Linked DNA regions of Mus musculus: region 2 is linked to region 1. The links are chromatin loops, found by intact Hi-C in ENCODE. Cell type or tissue: heart. All regions are shown on one strand. Each heading gives the region's core, and the rest is flanking DNA. Links, peaks and the distances in the headings are about the cores only. Region 1 overlaps Peak1 (pseudopodium-enriched atypical kinase 1). Region 2 has its middle 74 kb from the start of Gm31529.

Region 1 (11,812 bases), core at 2,871-10,870:
AAGGAAGGAAGGAAGGAAGGAAGGAAGGAAGGAAGGAAGGAAGGAAGGAAGGAAGGAAGGAAGGAAGGAAGAGCGAGCTCCCACTTCATGTTCCTCGGCTTTTGCACGTGCTGGCTCTTCTGTCTGCACTGCCCTTCTCGTGGGAGACAGTGTGACTCAATGAAGAATTTCAGCCTTCTGATCTACAGATGACCTATTCCATAGCCACCTGAGGGGTCCTCACTAACAGAGCCATCTCCTTACCTACAGAATCAGAATTGCTGGCAGTGAGCTCTGGAAAACCACATTTGTAGCAGCAACCCCCACGGTGGTTTCCATATAGAATTTTTGAGGCCTTTTGACAAAGTAGTTAAGAATGAGGTTTTAAAGTCAGAAGAACTTGGTTTACCTTAAAGTTCAGTTGCAAACTGGCTATGTTGCTTTAGCCTTGTACATGCTTTTTCTAAGTCTAGTGTCTCTCTGTAAAGTAGAAAACCGTTTACTCTTAGGTCTTATATTTAAGACTTACCCATCTTCCCCTGTCACTGTAGCCAGGTGTATAACAAGAAGCTCCTTAAGCTTAAGCGGGGAGGACTTATTTTGACTCACTGCCTGAGATTTCAGTCTGTCATGGAGGGAAGGCTTTATGGCTAGAACAACTTGTGGCTCTGGTGGCAGAAATATGATGCTATTTCCTCACATTTCACCAAACCAGAAAACAGAGAGAGGCTAGAAACAAGACTGGGCTATAATCCTCCAGGCTCATCCCCTAGTGACCCACCTCCTGCAGTGAGGCCCTCATGCTACAAGTTCTGCAACTTCCCAGCTATTGCCATGTGCCAGTGCAGAGAGCCGAGCCTCTCTGTGCTCATCTCCTTAGCCATGAGAGCTGCTCTTGCCCTAGCCTCCTTACGCAGCTCTAACCACTTCCAGCCAGTGACCAAATATACCATGTCATAGGCCACATGCCCATGTGAAATTTCCTGTCTTGAAATTGGTTTTGTTACTTTTTAATTCATCTTTACCCAAATTTTGGGGACATAGGCAGAATATAACCAGATTAGCCATGGGGCCCCTCCCACTATAACTTTCACTAAAATCATTAATTTTGCATTAACCCCCCCTGTTTGAGTCTTCATTATAATCTGTCTTATTTAAAGAGTTATGTTTTTGGCTTTCTCACTGAATTACAAGCTCCATGAAGGCAAAGACTTGCCTTATGCATATGTATTGATGTAAACCCACAAAAATATCATGTTTTGTATTGTTTCTTCTGAAAGGTCACAAAATATTTTACCAAATGTCCATTATTATATATTGTACTAGATTCTAAGCCATGGTCCTTGCAGTAGATGTCAAAAGTAATGGTGGGTAAGAGACACATGAATGTTTCTATATTGTGTAATGGAATTACTGCTTATTTGTACAACTTAGTGTGATAATATCATGCATATATTAAATCCTGTGGGGTTTTTTTAAGACAGAGTCTAGATGTATAGTCTAGTCTGGGCTGAAACCCAGGGTCTTCCTATTTCAGCTTATCAAGTGCTGGGACTACAGGTATTTGCCAACATGCCCACATATCCTGTAACCCTCTTCTGTCACGATGGCTTCATTCATTCTTAGCAAGCTGGGACTCACTGGTGTGTTATTGCAATAGTCTAGGTAATTTTGAGTCCACCCACACTGCAGCAGGACAAAGGACAAGAAGGGACATGTGGTTCAGAGCTGCCAAAGGTGTGAGCCTTGTATAGTAAGTCCTAGACATAAGATGAAGGCAGCAGTCATAAGCCTCTAGGAAGGATAACCCCAAAAGGATGGCAGTGCCATTCAGTGATATCTGAATCCAAGGGATGCGTTGTCTGTGAAGCATGCAAATGTCAGCCAAGGTAAACAGGCTCAACAGCTAAACACAGAGCTTGGGCTTCATAAGAAACGTGAAGCCTAGAAAAAGTTTTCTCGCCCCCCAGTATCTTGATTTAATTCAGACTAAATGGGGTGTATGAGACTGTTAGTGGAAGGATCTGTAATGTGAGAAAAAGCCTACATACATAGAGATGTGACTCAAAGCAGGAACAATTGGGACCCTAGCCACAAAATGCATAGTCCCCAGGCTGAGAGCTTGAGCCTATTTCAAGACAAGACTATGTGTAATAGTGGGGTTGGACACCAACCCAGCAAATTAGAGGGATAAGAAATGGGGAGGCTGTGAATGTAGTCAACTTTTAATAAATTAAGTGCCTTAGTAAAGGAAAAAGCAAAACTGACTCCCACACAATCGGTCACCTTCAGTTCCCTGTTTTATTCCTCATCCATGGTTTCTCTTATTCTGTCATCTTGGCAGACTACCACCCAGCAGACCAGACTGTCTGGGTGAGCTGCACATTGGCTGGACTCCAGCCCCTAACTTACTTCCCTGGTCTCTAAATAAAGCTAAATGTAAGATTAAACTTGAACTAAACCTCCCTGCTATCCAAGTAAAATCTCCATTGCCTTCTTTGTCTTTCAAAAAATCATAGTAGCCACTAGCCAATTATCCTAATAGACTAAGGTCAGTTTTAGAAGGGCCTTCGTCATCTGTTACTAAAGGAAATGGAGGCCGGAGAGGATGGCCTGGTTTGGAGAGACACCAATTTCATGGCAGGCTGACTCCTGACTCCTAAGCAGTACCTCTCCCATTATTGTACTTGAGCCAGTAAGCTAGCCCCTTGTGTAGTGCCTTTTGCCTAGAAGAGATTGGGTAGATACCTGGTAGATTATTGCTTGGTCTCATTAAGACTTTTTTTTTTATTTACCTCAATGAGATAATCTTTGACCAAATGCTGTCATGAAAGACCATGTGTTAAATTTAGATGAAGTTACTTTAAAGAAGTTGTTTAATTCTTCACATATATAAAAATGCAACTAACTTTCTGAATGTTTTCCCCCAAGAAGTTCAAAGTTGAGATGGTAGGAGTCTTCTCTTTTCATAGTACAGGTCTTTGTTCTCAATGCCAGGTGATAAACAGCTCAGTAGACATGGGGACTTTCCTGTTATACCAGCGAGGCTACTCACTTTCCTCCTACACCACAGCCTTGTTAAAAGCTTGTAATAAAGTTGAGGTAAATTGTGTAGACCAGTGCCTTTTATTGCACTTTTTACTCAAATCCCAATTTGTCTTATTTGGGTAGATGCTGAGAAAGCAAGACACTAAATGAAAAAGCATTACGGAGAATAGCTGTTATCGGTAGGAATTTACAACGAGCTCATACTATCTACACAGGCAGTTAATTACTAGCTTAGTAGTAAGGGAAAATCTAGGTGGGAAACCATTCCCACTTTCATAATTCAACACAAATATGTCCAACATTGAAATGTAACAGAAAGTGGGTGACCAGTAGCCAGCTACACATACATGGCCATTCTAGATTAGTGGGCACCTCACTTCACGGCTCCATGCATGCAGAAGTGTCAGAGCCCCAGCTGGGAACTTGCTCAAAAGAAAGAACTTGGAGTCAAAATAGATTGCCTAGAAAATCAGAGCTTTAATATTGATGAGGTAAGAGAACATATTGGGAATTACAAGTTTGGGTTCACGTTAATTGAATTCCTAATCTGGATCCTGAGCTCCAAGTCACAAATCAAATGGTAAAGACTTACACATTGCCTTCTCAAATATCTCCTAGGTTCCAAATGAGTTTCTTAGCCATGTGAACATTTTTGTAGTAATTTAAGCATTAAAATACCCGACCAGCCTGACAAGTCTCATAACAGATTCCTACAGTGTGGAGCCCTCAGCATCTACAGTGTGGAGGCCCAGGCAGCTTCATATATTAACATTTCATCTATTTTGAAGGTTGTTGTAACAACATTGCCTATAGGGATGGGGTTGTGGATCTTACCTCTGTAACCAGAAGTAAGGGATACTCCTCAGCAGGCCAAGGAATTACTGTCAAGCAGTAATTGACCTCTATATCCTTAGACTATCAAACACTAGGTGTCATCATTCTGCACACCCCCATTGCAGCTGTGCTTCTGTGTACTGCAACAGAACAGCCCAGATGGGAGAACATATATGCTCTTCAGTGTTTCTCATTGTGTCCATCTACAATTCACTCCCTACAATATCCATCTCACTTAAGGCTCACTGAGGCACTGTAAAACTCGTAGTGTGAGAAGGAAATGAGATTCCCTGCTGATAAAGTGGAAGAAGGCTGAAGGCACACTGGGCCCATAATGGAAAAATAAAAGCTAATGTAGGCTATTTTTGAAGAGTCCTGCATTTTGTAATTATTACTTTCTTTGGGGAAAAGAATAGAAAATTGAGTAGAATGACGAAGGACCTTGTCGTTCTGTAGTTCTGTTCAGTATAAAGTTGGTGAGTCTCTAGGGCAGACTCCACTCAGCAGACAGCTAGCATTGATCCAGTTTTCCTCAATCGTGTAGTCAGATCAGTCATGAGCATTGATTACTCAGGTCTGTCTGCTATTGCCCCCTCCCCATTATTTTGCCAACTTCCATCTGTTTCATGAAAGCTGTTCATGTACTCTAGCTGCTCTGGGCAAATAAACAATATAGCCACCCTGGATTCAGTGTAGCTTTTTCTTGGTGTTTTGTATAGGTAAATTAAACATGTTCTGTGTGCCTTGTTCTCTGTTAGGCCCTGAGATACAAGTGTCTGTTCTTAAAGTGGACCCAAAAAATCAGCCAACTATAGTAAGAAAGATGTCCAGACAGAAAGGGTACAACAGGCATGGAAGACTGGCTACAGACAGACAGACCACCATGGTAGGAATGAATGGAAAAGGAGCAGGAAATACAGTTGTGAAAAGAGACTGCTAGGTTATCTAAATAGGTATGTTATAGCATATTTTTAAAGATGCCTTTGCTCCCTGTGAAAGTTATTTTTAAGGGAATTCATAGGAGAAGCAAGGAGTCCCATTGGAAAACCTTTGTGGTAGTCTAGGAAGGCAGTAATGGTAACAGTAGAAGTGAAGAAAGGACAATTTGGAAGATATTTAGGAATAAAATCAGTAGGAGCTGTAAATCAGTTGGACATAGGGAGTAAAGATGGGAAAGAAGTCCAGAGTGAACTTGATGTTGGAAAACAGGAAACAGAGCCAGGTAATGGAGCCATTCACCAGGAACAGAGAAGGCCAGAGAGTGAGGGTGCAAAGGGCTCAGGTTTGATTGTACTGGATATTAGGAATTCACAGGATAAGGCAACACAAATTATTCAGCCAGTGTTTACAGTGTGAGAGTCAGAGACATAAATGTGGTTTACAAATGCAGGTATGTGGTCAGCAGTGGAACAGAATGTCGAGTGAACACTAGCAGTTCAAGCCACCTTTGGGACAAAGAATCAAGAGATAGTAAGTGACCAGCTTACATATCATACTCATGCCACTCCCATCCCCCTTGTCTCTGTTTCTTATCTTAAATTCAAAGGGCAGCAGGCTGGAAGGTCTACTTTACAGGTAGCAGACAGTGAGGGCATTCTGGAAGGGTCAGTAATGATAGCCGTGTGCTGTCTTTTCCTTCCCAGCTGCTCATACTGTGGCTTTGCAGTCATGGCCCCCTACAGTCTACTTTATACAAGTTAGCTGTCTGGGTTGACATTCTTATTACAAACATAAATGCTTTATAATGACAAATTTGCCTCAAAGGTATGCAGAGCAGTTGCCATGAGCAACACATAAAATGAGCCCCTGAACGAAATGAATGTTTGGAATTAAACTTTTCAGATTGTGTGTGAGGAGCCATTGTCCAGCTCAGATCCCCTGCTGGGACCAGGCTGTGTACATATTGTGTGTTTGACCCGGGTTTTAGAAGGTCTTGAGAGAGGGTAATCTGACCCTGATTCTGGCTTTGTTTTTTTGTTTTTCCATTTCCCAGCAGATAACTCGTCAGTGGTTAAAGTGTCCCCACCCTGTATTTGGAAATCTTGTCAGATGGCTTTCATCCGACAAGCGGTGGCCAGTGCTGTAGAAGCATCAGCCATGCTGGTCTGCTTAGTTAATAGCAACAAGATACTGCTCCTCCCGTGTGTATTTTGCCAACTCAAATATGTACCCATTTTCCCTTCAAGCCCCTGCTTTTGCAACTGTACATTATGTCGTGTAGAGATCAGCTAGCTACCCATTGTAATGGTCCCCTGATCCTTCTTGGGAGGAGGGATCAAGCTGACATGCCCGGTGAGCTGGTGAGCATGAAACCCCTGCACCCAGGGAGGACTCCTAGCCAGCTTCTACTCTTCTCATCTGGTGCTCCCTTTACTGAGTGAACTCGGCATCGCTAACGCTGATGATTCAGAGACAGAGACAGACAGGCAGGCAGGCAGACAGACAGACAGACCATGGTATATTTTTCCCACATTCAGCAGCTAGATTTTGTTCTGCTGCAATGTGTTCTGTGCTTGGATGCTGATATTGTAGCTCCCTCTAGTGTCTCTGGGGTGCAGTCCCTCAGTTCTTCAGTTGGAGAGACTGTAGACAAACACAGAATCTGCCCAAATTGGCAGCATTTTAAAAAGGCTTTCCCATAGTTTTCTCTTGTTAGGAATGTGAAATTTTCCTCATTCTGCTGTTGGTTCAGAGCGTGGGAGATGGGACCAGGATCCCTGTGGGAATAGTTCTTCTGAGGGCTCCTTGAGATGCCCCTGTTTAAGCCAGCTAGCCTTATAAGGAAAGAGTGGGAATTCTGTTCAAAAGAGATTGATGAAAACGTGAAGCTGAAAAGTTTATGTTGATCCCAAGTAGAGAAAATATTAGGTAAAGGAATTTAAAAAAAAAAAAACTGGCAGTAAAAACTTTGTCCATTTATTCTGGAAAGAGTGGTTTGTTCTCCAGAATAACTTTTGGGCTAGAAATTTATCATCTGAAGTCAGATCATTTTGAGGTATTTTTCTAATCTAAAGGAGTCAAGTTATTAATATTTGAAAAATGGCTACTATGTAGTACATAGAATAATATAATATTCCTGCCTAAATTAACATCATTGCAGCCTCTATAATAAAGATTTATGAGCTACCTATCATGTGAAATCCTATTATGGAAATCTCCACAAGTCCATGTTTGGGTTGTAACCGGCTTCACGGTTATAAACCAATTAAAAGCACAGTGCCTCTCCTCTCTCTTCTGCTCTTTCTTCTCTCGTTTTCATTTGCCCTTAAACCAGATTGACCCATTATTCTTCAGCCTGTCTGTGTAAATACAGAGATAAGGAAGTGCTACCTACTCAGCTTGCTCTCTGGGCAGGCCATTTTCCTCCCAAGCATCCAAAATAGTGGAACAATTTATCACTTCTTCTGTGTAAGTCACTCCAACCCTTTATCTCAAGTTGATCTATGAAGCCAAACATAAATTCTAGTTGTAGAATCCATGTTCTTATCTACTCCCAAAACTTTGGAAGACTTTATAAAAATATGTATGACTGCCTCTGTGTGTACATGCAGATAAATTTAAATATCACAGGATAGGCTATCTCCTTTACATTTGATCTTGAACCACCTAATGGTGAAGTTTTTCTTTTTCTTTTTCTTTTTTCAGTGTAAATTGGCATAGTAAAAAGTAAAAATTTAGTTAAACCATTTTTTCTTAGAACTAGGATGGCTTCCTTGGACTAGAACATAATGCTGATCTTGGCATCGATGGTGGTGACCTTAGCTAGGTGTAGTGACCACAGGTGTATGTAATCCCAGGAATTACATATGTAGCTATATGTAATCTCTAAGGAAGGAGTACTTCAAGTTTGAGATCAGTCTGAGCTCCATAGTGAGTTCCAGGCCAGACTGGATCCTTCATAGGACACTATCTGAAAAAAAAAAAAAAAAAAAAAAAAAAAAAACAAGAAAACCTTTACTGTTAGCTGTCCTCCCTCGGACCAGCAGTCAGCGAGCCCCGCTGCTGTGGCAGGTAGCTCTCAGAACCTAAAGGAGAAGGGACCTGGACATTTGCACACATCCTACAAACAGTGTAATTTTTTTTTTACCTTGTCCTCTTTGAAAAACTATATTCTGTATGAGTGCATCCTTTTTAACATTTCCAAGTGATCTGATTGGCTATCAGCATTACATTTGTGTATCTCAGTCGTGTGTAGATGTCCTCAGTATACTTGATCCCATTTCATCTCTCCAGCTGCCTGTGAGGTAAGGTTTCCATATTCTTTCTGTTGTTTGCTTTATGAGGCAGGCTGAGACCCAGAGGAACTGAATGAGCATGCCCAAGGATACTCAGCTATTGGCAAGGCTAAATCCCAGACCTAAGTCCTTGGGAGTGTCCTTTCTGTAACATGTCAACTGAGTTTAATTTTCAGTCTCATTCAACCAAGCTCAATGATATTTGATAGACGTTTCAAAGACTGAAGAGTTGGGACCCTGGAACCTCCATTTCAGCAGGCAATATGATACTGAGCAAATTATAAACTGCCAATGAGTTTAATGGCACCTGTGCCAGATCCAAGCCCCATACAACTAAGTTATGGCTCGTATAGGATTTTAAATACCCAGTGACACATAAACATGAAGCATTGCCATCAGTGCATTATAGAAGGAATGCCTGTGATTGATGAGAATACAGGATATAGTGCACTGCGTGTGCTCCGGACTTGGAGGGCTTTCCAAAGATAGGATTTTCTGAAAGATGGATGTTTGGACTTGAACTCCGCCCGAGGACATCTATTTCAAGATGTGAAGTTTGCTTTTAAAATAAATATAAAGCATTTTTTAAACTGATTAGGTAAGTATGTGGCAGAAAACTTGAAAGAGCTTGTTTTCGCCTATTTCAGTACATACATGTGGACTTATTTCCATACATGGACCAGTGCGATCAAGTCTCTAATTGTAATAAGCATAGGCTATGAGCAAGAGATGCTCTTTTCCCCCGAGGCTCCAGGGCCTTTTTTCTTTCATTTTTAATATCTTTATGAATAGACATCAGTGCATGCTGCTTCTCTAAGCTGGAGTTCCTTCTGCATCTCCCAAGAGAATTGCAGTTTTCTTTTTAAGTAAAATGAATAAAATAATTTTTTAAAAAAACTTGCTCTTTTCCATATCACTGTAGCAAACAGGCAGCATCCAAACCCCCAAGAGCATATATTCCTGGAGTCTATGGTACCTGAGGGGTGTGGTGTCCCTGCTGAGTAGGCCGTGCTGGTCTGTGAACTAGGGGTAAACTGCATCTGCACTCTCTGAACCTCCAGACCCCTCTGGGGTGATCTCACGTGTGTACGACTTTCATGTCCCCTTGAGATCAAAGCTTTCTCCTTGAGTCACGCCTGCTTTGCATAGACTTCCTTCTGGAAGATCTTAGTGCCTGATGTTGGTATAAGGAGCCAGTTAAAAGTGAGCATTCTTAATGGAGATGGCCTAACAAGACCCTGGCTTCAATCCCTAATAAAACAGAAAGGGGCACAGGGGTCTGTAGGATGTGGGGGGTATAGGGGAAAGACGGGGAGGATGAGATAGCCCGCATCTGGCCAGAGTTCCTCCTGTGCTCTGGGCAGATGGACTTGGGAAGATGCCACATGCTTTCCACTCGGTCCCAGGTGGGCATCTAAGCCACTGACCCCACTTGGTGGGGGGTGGACAAGGGCCAGCCCCTGATACCAGGGGCCCTAGGGTGACACCTGCTCAGCCCCGGGGATACGGGAGAGAGGGCAGAAGGAAAGAATCCTGTCCGGTCCATGGCTGGAGCACAGGTAGGCCTTCCATCGGGAGATTAGAAACGGCTCATTAGGAAGAAAGCCTATCCCACCATCCAAGCACAGCAGGCCTTGATGAACAGAGAGTCTGTGGTTTTAGAACTTTATTGTAGAAAGGTAGGGGGAAGGAGAGAAGGTAAAAGAGAGAGACCAGCCATGGCCAAGAGGAAAGAAGGGGGAAAGGAGAGAGAGAGAAGAAAGTCTAGGGTAAGAGGTTAAAGAGAGAGAGTGGGAGGAGAGAGTGTAAGAGAGTGAGGAAAGGGAGTAAAAGGAGAGAGTGAGGTGGGGCCAAGCAGCCCCTCTTATGGTGGGACGGTATCTTGTTGTTGCTAGGTAACTGGGAGAAGTCTAGCGTGAAGGTCAGAAGCTTGGGACATTGTGTACGTGACTAAAAGCCACAGCTTCTCCTGTGGGGGCTGTGGGGACGGTAACTTCGACAGGAGCCAGGGAATTCCAGGAGACATGAGGGACCGCCTTCCATCCCATGTAGGTGAACTATCACCACTGGGTTTCACCAGGGTTCCACACCTCAGCTCAACTGGAGACCAGACTGTCTGTGCATAACCCATTGCCCCACAGGGGACGGGATGAGAAAGAGCGCCAGGCTTAGAAATTCCTACAGAATGTAAGAGAACATTTATTATGCTAGTTGTGTTGTCTTCTAGGTATACAAAAGATAGAGCAGAACCAGCTTTGGCATTGCAACACACTCAACTCTGCAAACTGCTAATATTTATCTGGACGCTTACTTATCCTTTCTTATTTGGAAAAACATAAACTGGACATGCAGTCTTCTTGGTACTAAAACATTCAAAATCCTTCCTTCTAGCTCTTTGAAATTAAATAGTGTATTATCTATAATCATAATATTGTACAAGCATCTGAATTCATGCCTCCAACCTATTGTTTACACCTGCTGCTCAGCCATCCCCAGCCTCTCCCCAGCCTTTGAAAACCACTAGCTCCGTCCAGCTTCTATGAGACCATTCTTAGGGATCCACATCTGACTGAGATCACACTGTTGTTTGTATGAGCCTGGTTTATTTCACTTTAGCAAATCATCTCCACCTCCATCCTTGTCATCACAAAACACAGACTGTTGTTATTTTTATGTATATGTACCATAGTTTATTTATCCAGTCAGTAGTTAATATCATTTCCATTTCTTGCCTATCAGTAGTAAACGGTAGAATACTGATGTTCCTTCAACAGTGCTGCTTCCGTTCCCGTGACTACGCAGTGAATGTGTGAGGTCACGTGGTGGCTCTGTTTCTCACTCTTTGAGGCTCCTCTCTGACTGTTCTCCTTCCTGTTCTCACCAGCAGTGTGCACCACGAGGTTCTGTTTCTCCACACTTTTCACCAGCGCTTTTTTTTTTCTTTCGGTGACAGCCTTGCTTTTTTTTCTATGATTTGTTTTTGCTACTTTTTAATTATGTATATGGGGAGGTGAGGTGTGTCTATCTGAGTGCAAGCACCCTCAGAGCCCAGAGGCAGCTGGTCCTCCTGGAACTGGAGTTACATGTGCTTGTGACCTTCATGGCATGTGTGCTGGGAACTGAACTCAGGTCCTGCACAACAAAAGCTAGTATTCCTAACTGCTGAGCAACCTCTCCAGCCCAGGAACATCCGTTCTAGTGGAAGTGAGGGATATGGTTTGCTTTGCCTTTCTCTGGTGTGCGTGTGTGTGTTCGTGTGTGTGTGTGTATGAGTGTATGTCTGTGTGTGTGTGGGGGGGGGGGTGTATGTGTGTGTGTGTCCCATTGTATGCCTTGTGCTAATTACTTTTAATTGAATTGTTTGAGTTTTAGTGATTTTTGTTGTTGTTTTTGGTTGTTGGTTAGTATTTTTTTATTTTGATTTTTGTTTTGTTTGTTTTTTTCAAGACAGGATTTCTCTATGTATCCCTGGCTGTCCAGGAACTCACTCTGTAAACCAGGCTGACCTTGAACTCAGAAATTCGCCTGCCTCCCAAGTGCTGGGATTAAAGGCATGTGCCACCACTGCCCAGTTATTTAGAATTCCTAATACATTCTGAATAGCCCCTTATCAGATATGTAGTTTCAATTATATCTCCCATTGTTATGTTTTCAGTCTGTTTTCTTTGTGATACAGAAGTTTTTTAGTTTGGTATAGTCTCTAATGTCTATTTATG
Region 2 (11,812 bases), core at 2,174-10,173, 290 kb before region 1:
CAGAAATCCGCCTGCCTCTGCCTCCCGAGTGCTGGGATCAAAGGTGTGTGCCACCATGCTCGGCTTTTCTTTCTTTCTTTCTTTCTTTCTTTCTTTCTTTCTTTCTTTCTTTCTTTTTGCCATTTTTTGGTTTTTTAATTAAAAAACACTTATTTATATTATATTATGAGTTTTGCCTGCGTGTCTGTCTGTCTGTGTGCCGTGTGTATACTGGTACCCACAGAGGCCAGAAGATGGCACAAGGCAGGTAGGTCCTCTGGAAGAGCAGCCTGGTGCTCTTAACCACTGAGCCATCTCTCCAGCTCCAGACACCAACTTTCACTCAACAGTTTTGTTTTTTTGTTTTGTTTTGGTTTGGTTTGGTTTTTCGAGACAGGGTTTCTTTGTATAGCCCTGGCTGTCCTGGACCTCACTTTGTAGACCAGGCTGGCCTCGAACTCAGAAATCCGCCTGCCTCTGCCTCCCGAGCGCTGGGATTAAAGGCGTGTGCCACCACCGCCCAGCTCTTGCTCAACAGTTTTACAGATGATAAAATCAAGAAAAAGGAGTTGATGTAGCAAAGCTGACGTCAGTGTTCGCCTAGCCTAGGCCTGGCTTCTCACTCCCAGCAGTCCCCTGCAGATTTACAAAACTGTCCTCAGAAATTTACCTGCCTCTGTCTTATCTTCAGCACCCTGTGGGGATAAAGTAGAGGGAGCTTGAACAAAACTTCAAAAATAGAATATTTCTTGAAATAGAATACCTAAGCTGGGTGTGGTGGCTCACACATGTAATCCCTACCCTTGGAAAGTTAAGGCAGGAGGATCACCATGAGTTCCAAGGCTACGAAGTAAATTCCAGACTCATTTGGGCTAAAGAGTGAGAGTTTATTCCAGCACCTCACTTGGGCAGCACAGTAGAACTACCCTGGTGGCATGGGTGAGCATGTCCCAGAGCATGAGCACCAGAGAGCTGGCCCTGCTGCCGCCTTGCCGCCTTGCACACACGCACACAAGCACACACGGCAGGCAGGAGAGCTGGCCTACCCTGAAGTTGTGAGACCAGGAGAGCTGGCCCTGGTGGCATGGGCACTGGAGAACTGGCCCCACCCTTGCCTGGGCAAAGCAGGAGAGCTAGCTGCTTCCATCCAGGCCCATACCCAGGGCTTGAGTTGGCCCCACCAATCTATGAAATGCTGGAGCACATAGAAGATTCCAAAGTTGCAGAATCTCCATGATACAGGGCAAAAACAGAATATCTGAAAGGAGTCCTGACGAGGATCCAGTATTGATAGCATAGCAGAAGCCAGAGGCCTGGAACCAGACCAATGACTCATTGCAACGAACATTTGCAAGTGAAGATGTTTGGGCAAAAGGGTGTACTGTGGGACACACCTCCACAACAAGATTTATTTTATTTTTTGTTTTATTTGTTGGGGGAGGTTGCAAGGGAGGAGGGTGTATATGAATGGACAGGGAGATGAGTGGGTGGGATTGGGGTACATGGTGGGAAATTCACAAAGAATCAAAAGGAGAGAGAGAGAGAGAGAGAGAGAATTTGTCTTTGCTTGTGACTTGTATTGAATATGGTTTGGGAAACCTCGCTTGCCCATTCTGCTCTAGAGGCAAAATAGAAACTAGATTGGTCTGGGAAGGTGCTGAGGCTAGACCCTGTTGGGCACCTAAGTTCAGGATAACAACAACAACAAACCCTAGTTTTGTTTCAAATCCAAGTTAGCGGTTGGAATCTATAATATTTATTTGTTATGTGTGTGTGTCAGGATCTCTCACTTGAACCCAGGGCTTGCCAATTTGACCTAGTCTAGCTAGCCAGATTGTTCCAAACTTCCTGTTGCTGCCTCTTAAGTGCTGGGATCACTGGAGGGCTGCCCTGTCTACCTAGCATTTAGGTGTGTATTAGAGTTGTGAGGCAAAGAAGTCATGTCCCCATCGCCTGGAATCTATAATATTTGGATATCCCTTGACTGGATCCCTCTTCCAAGAGAGTGGCTGTCAAGTCCCCAGGGAGGGTGTATGTACAGAATGTGCCTTATTATTGAAAGGGAAAGGCTTAGGGAGGAGAGGTTGGGTTTAAACTTGAGCCACCTAAAGCCTCAGAAGTGAGACGTCAAGTAGACCACTGAACATCCGGGCCCTGAGTTGAAGCTGAAGTTGGAGGAGATATTTTAAACAGTGGATTAGTCAAATCTGTTCTGTTCAGGAAGGAATGTAGAGACAGGAGCAGCTGAGCCTCACTGAGAGGATCAAGAGAGCCAGAGAAGCAGGAACACACAGCCGGCTGCTTGTTGAAAGCCACAGGGAGGAGGAAGGTGTCTTTGCAGAAGGGGCTAACTGTACCTAGCAATACCGAGGCCCTGAAGACGAGTACTGTTGGGAATTGTGGTAACATGAAGGACTCTCGTGCCCTCACCACCAGCATGGGTGTGGAGCCGCAGAGGAAGGAGGTGACATCAACAAGTCTTCAGAGACACTGTAACCTTTGCAAAATGGTCGAAATGAAGCATTAGTCATAAAGATGAGGGATTGGACTAAACAAACTTGTACCCAGCGCCTACTGTGTTCCAGGCACAATGCCAAGGTCCAAGAATGCAGAGGCAGGGAGACAGGCCTGAATAACCACGCTCCAATATGCTTAACCCAGAAAGGCATAAACAGCAACTGGGCCAGCAACGGAGAGGTTGGAGCTGATGGCTCAGGACCAGGAACAGAGTCAGTACAGTGAGACCCCTGTGCTTGGAGATATGAGAGATAAAAGAAAGCCCTGCTCAGCAATGGGGCAGAGGCTTTCAAAATCACAAAGTTGTGCAAGAAAGGGTGTGTGTGTGAGAGATAGCAGCTGGCCAAATGTGACCTCCGGGAGTGACAACGGGCAGAGGGAGCTGAGGAAGATGCATCTGATGAGTGAAGCGCTGCCTGCTTAGCCTGTGTGCCCTGTACTTTAGTGACACTTCCTGCTGAGTGTACTTGTCCATCCTTGTCACCCCAGAGTTCGGAAAGCAGAGGCAGTGGGGGGGGGCGGGGGGGGGGAGGCGGGGAATCAGTAGCTCAGTCCTCTTCAGCTAAGAAGTGAGTCCAGCTGGAGCTACACAAGACCTCGTGAATTGTGTGTGTGTGTGTGTGTGTGTGTGTTAGAAAAAAAGGAGGGTGGGAGGCCTAGAGAGAGAGAATTCTTTTTTTTTAAAAATAATTTATCTATTTTTAATTTATGTGCATTGGTGCTTTGCCTGTATGCACATCTATGTGAGGGTATCAGATATTGGAGTTACAGACACCTGTGAGCTGCCATGTGGGTGCTGGGAATTGGACCTAGGTCCTCTGGAAGAGCAGTCAGTGCTCTTAACCACTGAGCCATCTCCCTAGCCTATCTCTCTCTCTCTCTCTCTCTCTCTCTCTCTCTCTCTCTCTCTCTCTCTCTCTCTCTTTTAAAAAGAGAGGAATACATGGAAAATAGTCCGGATCCACCAGCTGCATCCCAGGTACCAAGCTACCTAAAATATTTTTTGTTTGTTTTGAGATATTGTCTCACTATGTAACCAAAGTTGACCTCAAACTCTTGATCCTCCTGCCTCAGCCTCCCAAGTGATGATGCTCCTTACATTTTTTGAATTAGTGTTTGAAAGATAAAAAAGACCTGAGTTTATATTATGAATCTGTAAGGTGGTAATTGCTTTCATGGCCTTGGGTCCTTTAACTTGATAGAGACTCGGAGATTTAGGCTAACAGGGATCATTCGGTCATGTACATTAACAGTTTTCCAAGGAGATACAAAAGCGACCAGCTGAGAACCAGAGAACCAGTGCCAACAGCTTTTCTAGGTACACAAGGCAGATTCAAATACCCATTTAACAGATGGCACAAACTAAGTCTGTAAGAAATGCAGACCTGTCTCAGGCCCCAGCAGAGTTAACAGCTGCAGGAAGCAGCTTGCACCATGCTTGGCTATCTCAGTTGGGGAAACGCTAAGCTTGTGAAGGGACCTGGAGCCAAAGGCCCACTGGAGTGGCATGAGGAGGAGGGAAAAGCACTTCAGGTTCAAGTTGCTAGTTTTGCAGAGTGTAAAATTACCGTACAAGTCCTAGAGAATAAACAGAGTTAACACCCCATTAAATACAATGGACTTTCGCCGTGTGCGCCAGACGTGCTAGGACTGAAACTAGCTGAGCGGGAGGGAAATGTATCACACCCGCTGCCTTCATGCTTCCAAAGAAGAAAAATCCAGAGCAGGGGTAAGAAAGCCCCGGCAGCGGCTCTGCAGGCTCAGGGCTGAGGACCCGGTAATGAAGTCTTTCTGGAAGGTAGGAAGGGCTGTGTGCAGTGTGCTATTTTTAAACCTGCTGTAGTGGCAGTTGTATTCCTGCCCTGGCACTTTCTCTTGCAGAGGAGGGGCTCGGGGGAATGCAGCCAGGAATTTAGATGCTATTTATTGTATTTCCTTTTATCAGTCAAATGATTTTCTTATTTCCCACGTAGATAAAGATCTTGCGCTCCCAGCTTCGGCTTGTTGACCTTGTCAGGACCGCTGTGCTGTCTGGAAATTGGTCCCAGAGAGAGAGAGAAGGGCATTGTTGTTAGGGGCTGTTTGGTGGTTTGGGTTTTCAGTCCTCCCAGCAGAGAGGAGCTCAGTTTGCCAAAAATAAACAAATAAAAATCTTCCCCTCAAAACAGAAACTGATTGTCTTATGCCTTCTATTTTTCTCTTGCAAAACTGAAAGGTTGTCCAATAAGTTTGCTTCAGTAGCTTTCTGCACCTGGCTTGGGAGCTTGGGCAGCGCGCGCGCGCGCGCGCGCGCGCACACACACACACACACACACACACACACTTCTCTCCCTCCCCTCTTTCTTCCTCATTTCTTTTCCTTCACCGTTTCCCTTCCTTTCTCCTCCTCTCCCTCTCTTCTTCCTCTTTATCTCCCTCCTTCTCTCTCCCTCCTCCCTCTCTTCCTCCCTACGCCCTTCCTTTTCTCCCATTTTCTACCTCTTTCCTCTCTCCTTCTCCCCTTCTCTCCTTCTCTCGCTCTCTGTCGTTTCCCCTCCCTCAACCCGGCGAATCGACTCTGGCAGTGCTGCAGAGCCTTCTTCTTGGCAGGAAACAGGGCAGAGGGCGGGGCCTCCCTCTGTCTGTGTTGCCAGCTCCTGGAGGTGGAGATGCCAGTATGCCTGAGCTGAGCCATGGCAGCTTCCACTCTGCTGGAAGCCTCGGAGGCAGCCAGGCCTCTGCCAGCGCCTTCCAAGGGCACAATGAGGCCACAGGGCTGCCTCTCGGCCAGAGGCCTCCTCGTGGGCACGCTGCCCCTATTGTCTCGCCTGGCTTGGGATTGCTGGCTAGGTTCTCATGCAGAAGTCAGCGCCACTGCCTCTCACCTCGGAACTAGCTCAGCAGATGCTGCGGGAGGCTGGAGTTTTATAGCAAATCCTCATTTTTGGCTGGCTCGCAGCTACAGAACATCAAAAGAACCAGCTAGTCCGAGGGCAGCCAGCCTCTTGCAGGCTCGCAGTGGGAAGAAAAAGGAGGTGCAAGGCCTCCAGCATGCCACGGTGAGCCAAGGTTTTAACCAGGAACTTGCTTTCCAGACCCCTCGGGTCCTTTCCCTCCACCGCGGTGCTGTCTGATCTGGACAGCAGAGGGCGCTGCTTCCTCTGACAGCACAGCGACCCAGTCTGGCTTCCCACATCTGGAAATGGGCTCTACCACTCTTACGAAATACCAGAGAGCCGGGGATCTGTCTGTGTGAGACGTGCTGGCACCCGAATGCACACGCATACACATCATGAATTCCACTTTCTCATGAGTTAGATTTCCCGTGAAGAGCGCTTGTGGAATGTGGGGAATTTGCCTTGCCAAGGCGGCCAGCACATCCTATTCTTGGGCTTGTCTGGCCCAGGTTGGAATGCTTGGATGGACCACCCTCTGGTCTGAAGCCTTTACCCTCCCCTCCCACGTGGAGAGGGGAAGAAAAATGGGAGACCTCCCAGATCTTTTTCTCAAGGGAAGAAAATTAAAAATGTTCAGCGCTGACCTTATAGGCCTTCCTGATGAAAGCAGATGTGGACAGCCAAGCAGCTTCCTAATTACAAGAGATTAGGAACGCCAAAGTGACAAGCCAAGGATGGAGGAGGACAGGGCTGAAGCCAGCCAAAAGCCCTCGTTGCTATTCTGAGTCTGCTCTCCAGACTTCTGAAAGCTGCATGCATTTAAATGTCCACATTTTCTGCAGAAGCCAGAAATCTCTACTTCTCTTGGCCAAACAACACATCAGTCTAATATGGTGTGAGAGAAATATGTTACATTCTTTTATGAACAGAATGTTAACATCAACCAGAATCAATATTTATATCCAAGAACACAATGAACTGGCTTGTTTTGGACTGCACGAGTTTAAGACTGGGACATTGGGAAAGAGTGGGGGGCCCTTCCCTCCCCACCCCTGAAAGACAGACAGGCTGAGGCTCAGGCATCCCAAAAGCGTTCTGCTTGGAAGTCTGGCCTTGGGTCCTTTCCCTGCCCTGCAGGGCTCCTGTCTCTTGGGATTGTAAGAAGAAACCAGAGCAGCAGGCGAAGCCGGATTCCATGATGAGGTGCAGGATGTGAACCCGCATCCTGTAGGCAGGTCAAGGCCTCCTCCTGTCAAGCTAGGAGAGAAGGGCCAGGGCCAGGCCTGCATCCGGCCTTTCCTGCTGAACTCAGACTACTAGGTGCTGACACAGGACAGAGGGACACTCGGAAGCTGACAAGGACCAGAAGGGAGTGTTGCCCCTATGTAGGTGGATTTTTTTTTTTTTTTTTTTTTTTGGACCAGGCAGTTACTTTCAGGTGAGGCAGGGGCTGGGAAAGAGGCCGAAGCATCCCTACCTCCATCAAATAAATGTCTTTATTCCTTCACATTGACTTTTTTTTTTTCTTCCAACTTTTCCTCCTCTGGAGTCAGCTACTTGCTCCCTGCATGTAAAATCTTTACCTAATTAAAACAAAAACAAAGGTCTTTCCCAGATGATCTTGTGTTTCCTGGCAACACTGAATCTCAAAAGGGAACTTCCTCTCCACCCTCGCAACCCATGGACTCAACGGGGGCTCCTTTTCCCCAGCAAACCAGCCCTCTTGGTTTTGTGATGAGGCACTGAGTACTAGACCCTTGCAGCAACCGCACTTGTCTCTCATTAAATACCTGCAGCTCATTACTGCATACCCTGCAGCAATCCTCACTGCCTTAATAGACGAGATCTTCAGGAACGATCCTTTGGTTGAGAGTGAAGATTAAGGCATGATTAATCTTGGCCCCCTTTAACTGTGGGTCAAGTCTTCAGAGTGGGAAACCCCTCGGGGCATGACCACAGCTGATAATCTTTTTGTAGTCTCCAGCCTTTCCCCAGGTGTTTAGTTGCTGCCCCGTGCTTGGCTCATCCTGTAGCCTTCACCCAGATCTTTTCTATCTTGAGACAGGGTCTCACTCTGTAGTGCTAGCTGGCCTGGAACTCACTATGGAGATCAGGCTGCTTCAGCCTCCTGAGTGTTGGGATGCTAAGCCTATCCTGCCATGCCCAGCTTTTCATACAGTTCCAAGAGACAAACAGGAAACATCCCAAGCACACTTGCTATAAAATCAGCCAACATAAACAGATACTGCCACGCCAGAGGAACGTCTGGAGTATTCTTTCCAGATGCACAAGTTCCCTTGTTGAATCTCTTGCAGGAAGCATATGCAAGAACAGGCTCTAATAACTGCAGAGATGCTAGCTGATCTAAGCTAGCTAGAAAAGCTCCTCTGTCCATGTGCTCTTCTGGAGTCAAGGGAAGGGGAGCATAGTCATGGTTGGGGTAAAGCAAAGTTTGAACATGAAATCTTTACCAGGGGCAGGAGAGCTCATAGGTGACCTGGCTCCCTGTAAGTCTACCCCGTGTTACTCCATGTCCAAACTTAGCTCTCAAGAGTAGCCCATTAACAGAGATGCTTTGGCACTTCTTTACAGTAAACGAACACACCACAAAGACCTTGCTTCCAGCCACTTCTATCTGCCCCAGCCTGCCTTCCCCCAGCTCTCCAGAGGGCCTGCCCATCAGAGCCTCTCTTCCCACCCCGCCCACCTATAACCCCTGCTGCATTTTGCTCTTTCTTTATCTCTCTCTGGGATTACAGGCATTCTCCACTCTGCCCATCTTAGACATGTTATTTATGGCTTTGTGGGGGAGCACAAGCATGTCTATATGACACACTTTAAATATTTTGATAGCTATCTTCTAATATAGTGGATTTCTTAACATTTTTTCATGTTATTTTGAGACACCGTGTAGCCCTGGCTGGCTGGGAACTTTGTAGACCAGGTTGGTCTCAAACTTGGTGAGATCCACCTGTCCCTGGCTCCTGGATGCTGGGATTAAAGACATGTGCCTGCACATCTGGCTAACTTCTTCTTTTTTGTAATGTAGTTGAAAACATTGCTTCTAGAAGGGCTGATCCATACATAGCCCCTACTGGATTGCCACAGGGATTCATGACAAAAAAAACCAAAAAAAGACTATGATCCTCTGAGCTAGTTTATTATCTTCTCATGCTATTGCTTTGCAAAACCAGCTGTGATTATTTTTCCCTCTGCTACAAAATAAGGTCCCTTAGCATGGCGTTTGGTGCTTATTACAACCCACTTCCCAAACACTTCACTGTCTGCAGTACCTGCCCCCCCCCCCCCCATCACTCTGTCAAGCGCTCTACCACAGAGCAACCTGGCCATTTCTAGTTTCTTTTAAAAAGCCCCCTATGGACCTCCCTGTAGCACAACCATCGAAACCTTCCTTTGTATTTTCCAGGACTCTCTGCTCACAGCTGTTTGATCACTTATCAGACCCCACTGTAGCTGGCTTCCGTGTCTTTGTTTTTATTGTTGTACTATGAACTAGCTCCCAGAGGAGAGGGACTTCCTCAGCTTTCCACCCAAAGTGCATGGAAATGTCCAAATGGAATGGATGACTATATCTAAAACATTCGCTCTCCCGAGCTTTGAGGGAAACCCAGTGGCCACATTAGTCTGCCTTAAAAAGACTGAGAACTGCTTTTCATAAATAGAAGGCTACTTAAAACATCCACTGACCAGGAATAAAAGAGGCTAGCATCTCACGTTCCATGCTCGGACCCAGCTGACGTGAGGAGGGTAAAATCATCTCAGCAGCCATTTGCTCTGGGCAGCATCTCCCGTGTCTTCTCGTATTACCCTTCCTTGAATGATGCCAAATGTATTTCTGGCCAGTCTCCCCGGCACACGCTGCATTGCTTCCCAGTCTCTTCTAGTCATCAGCTTATGGTATGATTTTATGATTTTTATATCCTACAACACTCAGCTGCTTTTGGCCAATCTTAAACAAAGGCAGATGCGAGGTTTTAAATTTTCTTTTCCTAAGGAGCTTGAAGAATTAAAAAGGAGACCGTTCCTTAATTTCATAGTTGAGTGAGCAGCTCGGGTAAGTGAGCCTACGTGTGCCTATGCACTGAGCAAGGAAGGAATGTCCTCAAACAGTGACCTGCCGCTAGCAGCTCAGGGAAACCACAGGCTTTTAGGAGCTGAAAGGAATTTTTTTTTTTTTAATTGATAGCAAAGAGATTTAAGCCAGCTGCTCAGGGCTAATCTCATGTTTAGCTAGTCTAAAAGGAAAAATTTTTGCTTTCTTTTTAAAGCAGTATCTCACTGTATAATTTACCAGGCTGACCTTGAACTCTTGCCAGCCAAGGATGACCTTGAACTTTGGTCCTTTGGCTTCAGCCTCCAGAGTGCTGGGATTACAGCTATGTACAACTGCATGCAGTCTACATACTGCTGGGAGGGGCCCAGAACGCCATCCATTAGGCAAGCACTCAAGCAACTGAGCTACAACTCCAGGCTCACAACGAATTCTTGATCTTTCCTTTACAACATTTTGTCTCCAACTCTGTCCCATCTCAGGCAATAGCACGCTGTTCTTGGCCCAACTGCTAAAGCCCAAATGCTAGATATTAGTGTGTGTGTGTGTGTGTGTGTGTGTGTACATGGGTGCTTCTGGGGCTCAAACTCAGGGCTTGTGCTTGCTACTCAAAATGTTTTACTACTGAGTCTCACCCATGGGATCATTTCTGATTCTTCTGCGCCCTTCCTCCCATTTACATAGACTCCCTTAAGCCTTTGGTCCATTACAATTCTAAACTAAATCTTGAGTCTACGGGCTCTTTCCCACCCCCACTCCCCCACCCTACCGTCGCTGAGTTGCTGAAGCTTCTCACTGGACCGTGTCAGCTTGCCTGCTTTCCTCACTACCCCACCCCCACCCCTCACCCCCTTTGAGACAGGGTCTCACTAGGTAGCTCAGGCTGTCCTGGAACTCATATGTAGACCAGGCTGGCCTCAGACTCGCAGAGATCCACCGGCTTTGGCTGGTTTTAAGGATGTGTGCCTGCTGTGGCCACTCCTATAGGCTCTGTGCCAGCTTTGTAACCAAGCTCTTGAGTCTTCTCTTGTTTCCTTGGAATTTTCCTCATGGCAGTGAAGAATCCTTAAGAATATATCTGCTCCTCACTGCTATTGAAATCTCTCCACATGGTCCTTACATTGGAGTTTAAGATCTTCCCCATTCTTTTCTTACATGGCTCTGCATGACTGCTGGCTCTGCAGTCCCTACACCTCACCCTGGCTGCTCCGGCCTCAGGATGGCTTCTCTCCTTCCTTTCCTGCCTCAGGATCGCGACCTTTTGATTCTCCCAGCCTTACTGGCTCTTTCAAATCATTTCCTCTCAAAAGATAGCTCTTTTTTTTTTTTTTTAATTTCTTTTTTTCAAGACAGGATTTGACTGTGTAAGAGAGCCCTGGCTGTCTTGGACTTGCTTCATAGACCTGGCTGGCCTCAGGTCAGAGATCCAATTGCCTCTGCCTCCCAAGTATTGGGATTAAAGGCGTGGGCTACCACATCTGGCCAAAAGACAGTTTCTGAGAAAGACTTTTCCTCTCTGTAAGTACTTAGTACTTAGTTCAAATCACTTCTCCTGCCTGACCCGTGGCTAGGGCAGGTGAGCTATTTTACATCACTCATTCCAACAGCACTTAAACCCTACAGGGTTTGGGACCTAGAACAGCTGGTAACAAAAAAAGACATCCAACATCATGTCCAGTTCTCAGCTTCTCTGGAGCTCAAGATCATTCTTGCTACCTACTGAATTCTAGGCCAGCCTGGGCTAAACCAAACCCAGCCAAACCAAACAATAAAACAAACAAACCCAACCAAACCAACCTCAGTGTGGTTATGGTAGAATGTGGAGTTCAGGGGCAGGTGAATCTTTGAGTTCAAGGGAAAAAAGCTTGGTCTACAAATCGAGTTCCAGGATGTTCAGAAAGATACAGAGAAACTCTGTCATGAAAAACCAACCAACCAACCAACCAACCAAAACCAAACCCACAAACCAAACCAAAACTAAAACCACCCTTCCCTATTTGTTTCCAGGTCTATGCAAACTGCTTATCATCCAGACCCCAGTCTTCGTTTACTTACTTATAAAGTGGATGAAATATAAAGTTGTGTTAGGAATTAAATGATACAATTCATATAAAAAGCAGAAGAGACTACTCACTTTACTTATGGTGCATCTAGATGTTGTTTCTCCCCCCCCCCAACCCTCCGCCGAGTTGTCCAAAAAATTTGTTAAGTTCCTATGTGTCCTGTACTCTGTGACGAGTACTATTCTAAATGTAACTAGTTTAATGCACACACAAACTCTATTGTCTCATATATGAGTACCACATATTTTAAAATGGGGACAATCCAGTGAGAGCAGGGGCCCATGTGAGGGGTGACACACAGATCT

What was found. Hi-C counts contacts between places; a loop is a spot of excess contacts. Peaks named below come from ENCODE experiments on the same cell type or tissue, not always from the same donor. Only the 100,000 strongest peaks of a DNase experiment are listed, where the experiment ranks them.
Region 2: a loop joins it to region 1, with 6 times the contacts of the local background. A loop is called at or near these places in 23 of 42 quality-filtered maps.

The regions. Positions count from the first base shown.
Region 1 is chr9:56,208,124-56,219,935 of GRCm38, reverse strand. All of the region lies in intron 6 of Peak1 (pseudopodium-enriched atypical kinase 1), which reads left to right. Among named protein-coding and RNA genes, the nearest start is that of Peak1os, 27 kb to the left of the region's middle. In heart, for the core only: a CTCF peak has its summit at 6,406 (motif pointing left); DNase peaks (open chromatin) are centred at 5,865 and 6,355; H3K27ac peaks cover 1,068 bases.
Region 2 is chr9:56,499,969-56,511,780 of GRCm38, reverse strand. No RefSeq gene overlaps it. Among named protein-coding and RNA genes, the nearest start is that of Gm31529, 74 kb to the left of the region's middle. In heart, for the core only: CTCF peaks have their summits at 5,406 and 5,611 (motif pointing right); DNase peaks (open chromatin) are centred at 5,300, 5,590, 6,570, 8,890 and 7 weaker places; H3K4me3 peaks cover 2,307 bases; H3K27ac peaks cover 6,677 bases.